2 separate regions of the Homo sapiens genome follow, and region 2 is linked to region 1. Evidence: chromatin contacts called from ENCODE Hi-C data. All regions are on one chromosome and are shown on one strand. Each heading gives the region's core, a stretch centred on a gene start or an enhancer-like site at or near the end of the contact. The rest is flanking DNA. Distances are from core to core; before and after follow the strand shown. Region 1 has its middle 22 kb from the start of TEK. Region 2 overlaps TEK (TEK receptor tyrosine kinase).

Region 1 (3,416 bases), core at 145-2,644:
GAATATGTGGTAGATTTTCAGTGAGTGTTTACTGGAAATGAATAAAACAATGAGTAATTTAAACACAAGTCATGCATATGAAACAAAAAGTATATCATAAGGCCGGGCACAGTGGCTCACGCCTGTAATCCCAGCACTTTGGGAGGCCAAGGTGGACAGATCACGAGGTCAGGAGATCGAGACTATCCTGGCTAACATGGTGAAACCCCCATCTCTACTAAAAATACAAAAAATTAGCTGGGTGTAATGGTGGGCACCTGTAGTCCCAGCTACTCGGGAGGCTGAGGCAGGAGAATGGCATGAACCCAGGAGGCAGAGCTTGCAGCGAGCTGAGATTGCACCACCGCACTCCAGCCTGGGCGACAGAGCGAGACTCCATCTCAAAAAAAAAAATATTTTATACATCGCTGAGCATGGAAATACATAATGAATTTAAATATTACTTATTTAGAAAGTTCAGTTATTGTTCAATGTTCACTGAAATTTTCATAAGAGGTTTCAGTGAGGGGAAAATATTTGAGTTGGGCTTTGAAGTATGGATAGACTATAAATAAATGGATGGGAGGGAGAAAGTTGAGGTGGAGGCAGCTACAGGCAAAGTCATGAGTGGGCAAGAACATGGCTGTGTAGAGTGAAGTGGATTAAAACACTTTCCTAGGAGCCTTTCAACTCTAACTTTGTTTCCCCACAATATGTAGAGGCTCTGCAATCAATGTCTACTAATGTTATGGGTCTTGTTAATATTTAACTTTCTTCAATATAATAACAAATATGGAAACATCATCAGATAAATAATTAAGTCAAAGAATGTAAGAACTAGGAGACCCTTAACATTTCCCAGGGCAATACACATGGTAAATGGCAGACTTGGGTGTGAACAGATATTTCTGGTTTCCATGTTCTTTATTCTTTCTACCTACAAGGTTTGATTCCTCATTTACAAATGAGGAATGAAGTCTGGAGAACTTATATTACATAGGTTTGTTGTTGTTGTTGTGGTTGTTGTTTTGGTTTTGAGACAGGGTCTAGCTCTGTTGCCCAGGCTGGAGTGCAGTGGCACGATCTCGGCTCGCTGCAAACTCCACCTCCTGGGCTCAAGCAATCTTCCTACCTCAGCCTCCTGAGGAGCTGGGACTAGAGGTGCACGCCACCACGCTCTGGCTGATTTTTGTAATTTTTGTAGAGACAAGGTTTCACCACATTACCCAGACTGGTCTCAAACTCCTGGGCTCAAGCGATCCGCCCTCCTCTGCCTCCCAAAGTGCTGGGATTACAGACATGAGTCACTGCACCCGGCCCATAGTTTTTATTAAAGAGCAAATGCAGTCAGGTTTTTGCATTCCAGTTTCTCTGGGAACACAGAATAACAATATATAATATAAATAGAACGCAGATACCAGGCTCTGTCACGCAGAAACAGAAGTCAAAAGCAGAGGAGTAGGTTACGGAGGAAGATGAATCTATTTGGTTTGTGTTGAATTTGAGTTTCTGCTAGATAAGCTTTGGATTTCCAGAGCACCCTTCTCAGAAGATTCTCCAAATTATGGGGAAACCACTTAGAGTTCTGGCAGAAATAATAAACTGTTTGTATATGCGTCTGTTTATTCTAATTCCAAACATTCCTTTTCTCCTTCAGTTAAGTGACCAAGTTGTGAATCGGCCCTTTGACAGTTAGGTATTATGTGTGTGTGCATTTTCTTAGCTTGATAGTTTAAATTACCCTGTAATCATTTGCTTCTTTGAAGGTTTAGGCTGAAAAGAAGACATATGGCACTTCTTAGTCACTCCCACGCTGGAAGATATGCCTGGTCTCTACCTTCACCCACTTGTCTTCATTTCAGTGGAAACCTCATAAAGACCAGGCCCACTGCTTGTCTAAACCTAGAGCTGATGAGAAAAGACAATCCCAATGTTACTGTAAAAGAATATTCTGTGTCCTGCCCCTGACTTTCCCCAGGAATTGGGGCAGAATCTCTCTTCCTTTTCATGAACACATTGCCCACTTAATTTGAGTTAGTGTTTTTTTAAAAAAATAAAATTGAGTTTCTGCAGTCCTTTAAAAAGATGACAAATGTCTTAGAAAAATAAATATTTTCCAGGATGCTCTCATCTTAAGGATAGTTGTGATTCAAGAAATAAGAAAATACAACTGATAAGAAACTCAGATAATATTCTCATTGCCTAAGTTTCTCGATGTGTTGAGAAAGAAAGCTAATAACACTTAGATTTATGTTTAAAAATGTATTTTCATGTTTAATGAAACATATGGGATAGTTTTGTTCTTTAAATAATTTGAAATTTCATAGGTACTTTGTTTCAAATTTCATTTTCATGGTGTCTTTTAAATTGGTTCATTTGGCCATGGACTAATCAGATTTTTTCCTGTTGATCTGCAGGCTAGAGGTTTCACAGTTTTAAGTCTTTTGCATTTTGAACAGTTTCCTTTTAGCCAATTTTTTTTTTTGCCTTTTTTTTGGTTGTTGTTGTTGTTGTTTTGTTTGTTTGTTTGAGACGGAGTCTCCCGCTGTCACCCAAGCTGGAGTGCAATGGCATGATCTCGGCTCACTGCAACCTCTGCCTCCTGGGTTCAAGCGATTCTCCTGCCTCAGCCTCCTGAGTAGCTGGGATTACAGGTGCCCGCCACCATGCCTGGCTAATTTTTGCATTTTTAGTAGAGACGGGGTTTCACCATGTTGGTCAGGCTTGTCTCGAACTCCTGACCCCGTGATCTGCCTGCCTTGGCCTCCCAAAGTGTTGGGATGACAGGCGTGAGCCACTGCGCCCGGCCCAATTTTTACTTCTGTATCACATTTTTAAAGTAAATGTGCAGATTAAGTATGTTAATATTTTTACTTATTTTATATCTACTATGTACAGGACTAACATTTCTTAATGGAAATTACTAATGAAGAAATTTAAAAAAGCTAACTAGCCTCTATTAGTGTTCTTATTAACAGGAACGGCCCGATAAATATGTTTCATGAAGTGTTTTTTTCATTCCAACTTGTAAATCATGGTATTTTATCCTGCTCCCTATAAAGATGTACTGTTCAATAGCAGTGAATTGAGCAATTAACTCTGCTAAGACTTCTTACGCACTTGTTTAAGGACTTGATAGCATCATCGGTATATCACAAAAAGCCCTTGTTCTTGGAACTCTCTCCCCTTCCTCCACTCCCTACCACAGAAAAGTAGTGAAAAATGTTTGAGTAGTATTTATCAGCATGCTGCACACCACAAAACATTTTGCCAAAAAGAAAAAGCAGCTAATGAGCTTGGAAGGAAAAGTGTGTCGCAGCAAAACAACTGTGTATTCCTAAGATGATCAGACATCCTGTTTTAGGACAGCACTATTATAGAAAGTCACTATTGATGAAAGTGAACTTGGAAAGATTTGTATTTCCGTATTCTTTCTT
Region 2 (3,463 bases), core at 487-2,986, 64 kb before region 1:
ACTCAAAATGTTGTTTAACTCTAGTTTTTATATTTACATTTTCTTGTATTCAATATTGCTATGAATAATGAGCCATTAACTAAGACATGGGAATATTTTTATTTAAAAATAGTTATGGAAATTATTGTGGGCCTGAATCAACACCCATATTATAGAATTTAATTACATTAGAAATTAGAGACAGAGCCATGTTAAACTGTGTTTAAAGAAACTGTAATTTCTCATGTTCTAAAAAGGTGCTCCAGAAGTTTCTGAGAGTGGAAGAGGTGAAATCAACAGAATGGACTCTAGACCCACACCCTCACCCACTCCCAGTGAGCTACTCAACTTTATTTTATTTTATTTTTTTGCGGCGGGGGGGCTTCATATAAGATTTTATTTGAAAGAAAAAAATTTTGCTTAATTAAAAACATAAAACCTCAAAGGTCAGCAATTTTCATTTTTTCACAGATGAAGGGGATGAAAGGTTAAACATATCAATGAAAATACACTCCACTGCAGCACAACATGCTTGCTCCAATTAGCTTTTTTTTTTTTTTCCACATTCCAGTTCACATACAGCTGCAGATGAAATCAAGTCCTGATTTACCCAGTTCCCTGATCTTCGAAGTGTTGGCAAGCTAGGAGACAATTTTAGGCAGATTAAATTATTGCATCGCAGGCTTATTCCCTTGTGCTTCTTACTACCTCAGAATTGTAGTATTGGGTGGAATTCTGCTAAGGTGTGTTTGGAATAATGCGTCATGTCTTCAGAACAACTAACTGTATGGTCACTGTATGGTTTTTTGGAAATTTGGTATTAGCTATGGTTAAATTTTTCAAAAGGTGTTCATGGTAATTTCATCTTTGTAACAGAAGTAGGTATCTTAAAGTTCTAAATATTTGAAATACCAATTAGCACTTCCTTGGCCAAAGGCATTTCAGAAATCAGGGAACTGGCAATGAACTGAAAAGGTCTGAGTCAAAAGCATTTCTGGAATTAAGGCCGTGGCAATGAGCCAAAGAAGCAAAGACAACTCCCAAACTATCCAGGATATTTTGCGAAATTGTTTGGATTTTAGTTTAGGTTTTTTGTTTTTGCTGTCCTGAAAAAGAAAAATTATCTTCAGTTCAAAAAGCACTCATTAAGTTGTTTATGTGTCCATTCATTCACTTACCACGCAGACTTATTGCATGCTTCCCCTGTGCCCAGTACTGCACTTGGCCCTGGAGACACAGCAGTGAATATACAACCGTCTCGTAGCTTATAGGCAAATGTAGGAGACAGACATGGAAAACTAATCACATAAACACATAAATACAGACAGGTACTAAGAGAGAGAATTACAAGATGCTTATGAGACACCATAATGGTAAACTTTATCAGACTTGACTGTTTTGAAGGAGGGTTTGTGGACTTTTAGTCTAAAGGAAAGTTGGGGTTAGCCAGGCAAAGCAAGAGAGAGATGAGAAGATAATCAGAAAAATCTTCCCCAAAATGGTAACTACTGAGCAGTAGTTACTCATTTTTCAAAAATGAGTTTTTAGTAGGACTCAATTCTAGAATGTTCTTTCTCTATCTTAAAGTTGCTATTAATTTCTTTCTGTTGGGCCCTAAGAACTACCAGCACTATTCCTCTGTGTCAACCCTTATGTTAAAGTATTTTCAGTATCTTTTCTGCCTTCTTGTCTCCCATGAAGAAATCCAGTTCCCAGGCATGTTTCCAACACTTTAATCCTTTTTTATTCTCTGTCTTCCTTTTGTGTATGTAGTAAGTCTCTGAGCAATAACTTCTTCCTCAAGATTCCTTCCAAGAAGATATTGGGCAGCTAACAAGAAGATACCAAAATATACAAGACTGGAAATAACTAAAGGAAGTTGCTAACATTTTTATTGTATAGCTGGGAGTTCAGAGTTATCCAGGGGCATCCTGGATGTGACTGGGCTGTGACTCTCTAACAACAAACTCCTGTGCTCACCCAGGAGTTGTACCAAGCCAGTTTCCCCAAAGGCCATGCCCGTTTCCCATCCCTGCTTTCCAGCCAAATGGCACCCTTGTCTGTCTGCTGGAGGGAATGACATCCTCTCGCCACCTTCAAACGCCGGAAATTTTCCATCTAGGCCAAATAACACATGTGTTAGTTAGAATGAGGATCAGTCAGCTGGCAGGAAACTTTTTATTTCCAGGGAACAGACAGAGCATCCACACAACGAGACTTTACTGAACATTCATTTATATGCAAACTCCATTCTGTGAGGCAGTGGGGGTGCAGGAAGCATGGTTCCATCAAATCAAGGATTGTTTACACCGGAAGAGGTTTTACAGACTGCTTGGTGCAAGCCTCACACCTTATTTTTTTGAGACAGTGTCTCACTCTTGTCACCCAGGCTGCAGTGCAGTGGCACAGTCACTGCTCACTGCAGCCTCGAACTCAAGGGCTCAAGTTATCCTCCCACCTCAGCCTCCTGAATAGCCAGAACTACAGGCATGCAACACCCCTCCCCCCAGCTAATCTTTAAATTTTTTGTAGAGATGGGGGTATCACTGTGTTGCCTAGGCTGGTCTCGAACCTCTGGGCTCAAGTGAAGCTCCTGCCTTGGCCTCCCAAAATGCTGGGATTACAGGCATAAGCCAACATGCCTGGCCAAGCCTTACACTTTATAACAGGCAATCTGAGGCATATAGAAAAGAGACCAGTTGGTGATTGCACAAAGGGTAGTGGTAGAGCCAGCCCTCAAGTGCTGATTTCTCTCCAGGGCCCTTTCTGTCACCCCAGAGTAGCAGTGTTAACAGCCAAGTCCTTAGTGTGAGGGAATATGGAATGTATATACATCTGGCAGGAGGGCGCCTGGAGAATCCTGGAGTTTGGTAGAAATTGGGGGAAGAGAAAAAAGATTTTGAGGAGAGGTGGCTAAAAAGCTAGAAAGGGTACAGGACAGAGAAATTGAGAATATCTAGAGAGGAGTTTTGGCCACCTTACAGATTCCCTTAAGCCTGGCAGTGCTGCCTCATCATCTTCCCTACTCACTTTGTCTCAGGAGTGGGATGCTCTCTAAATGCACTGTGTTTATCAGCACCAGGATACCCGGTATGGGAAAAATGCATCTTTGGAACCAGACCACCTTTTTCTGGGCTCTTCTCCTGATTCAATTACCTGCCAAGTTCCCAACTACCCTTATGCTGCTCAAAGACGTACATACCCACACCCACAACCAAGCATATCTATCTTCCAAGACAGCACTGAACAAAATTCAGTGTCTCCTCAGTGCCCTGTTCTTCTGCTCCCAACAGAGAAGGCAATTTGACTGACTTGCCTGCACAAAGAGGAGAATAAGCAAGAATTGCTCAAAGTGACAATTCACGGAGAACGATTGGAGGAGCAAATCAAAGAAACGAGTCTATAATGGAAGAAATTCAGGATTATATTTGCTAAGAGGAGATTGACAAAAGAAGTCACCTAGCCTTCCTAGTAGGCCTGAGAT

Evidence for each region. Hi-C counts contacts between places; a loop is a spot of excess contacts on that map. Pooled maps may share reads with other maps.
Region 2: a pooled map shows a loop between it and region 1 (2.2-fold over the local background). The contact joins two enhancer-like sites. A Hi-C loop is called at or near these places in 4 of 168 maps with a recorded cell type or tissue (CD8-positive, alpha-beta T cell, HAP-1, chondrocyte and 1 more) and 1 of 50 pooled maps.

Annotation. Positions count from the first base shown.
Region 1 is chr9:27,085,394-27,088,809 of GRCh38, reverse strand. No RefSeq gene overlaps it. Among named protein-coding and RNA genes, the nearest start is that of TEK, 22 kb to the left of the region's middle. Within about 2 kb of position 1,394, at least 2 of the 41 ENCODE cell types and tissues checked have a DNase peak (open chromatin) inside an H3K27ac peak, as active enhancers do.
Region 2 is chr9:27,149,489-27,152,951 of GRCh38, reverse strand. The region is part of intron 1 of TEK (TEK receptor tyrosine kinase); the gene reads right to left. Among named protein-coding and RNA genes, the nearest start is that of TEK, 42 kb to the right of the region's middle. Within about 2 kb of position 1,736, at least 3 of the 41 ENCODE cell types and tissues checked have a DNase peak (open chromatin) inside an H3K27ac peak, as active enhancers do.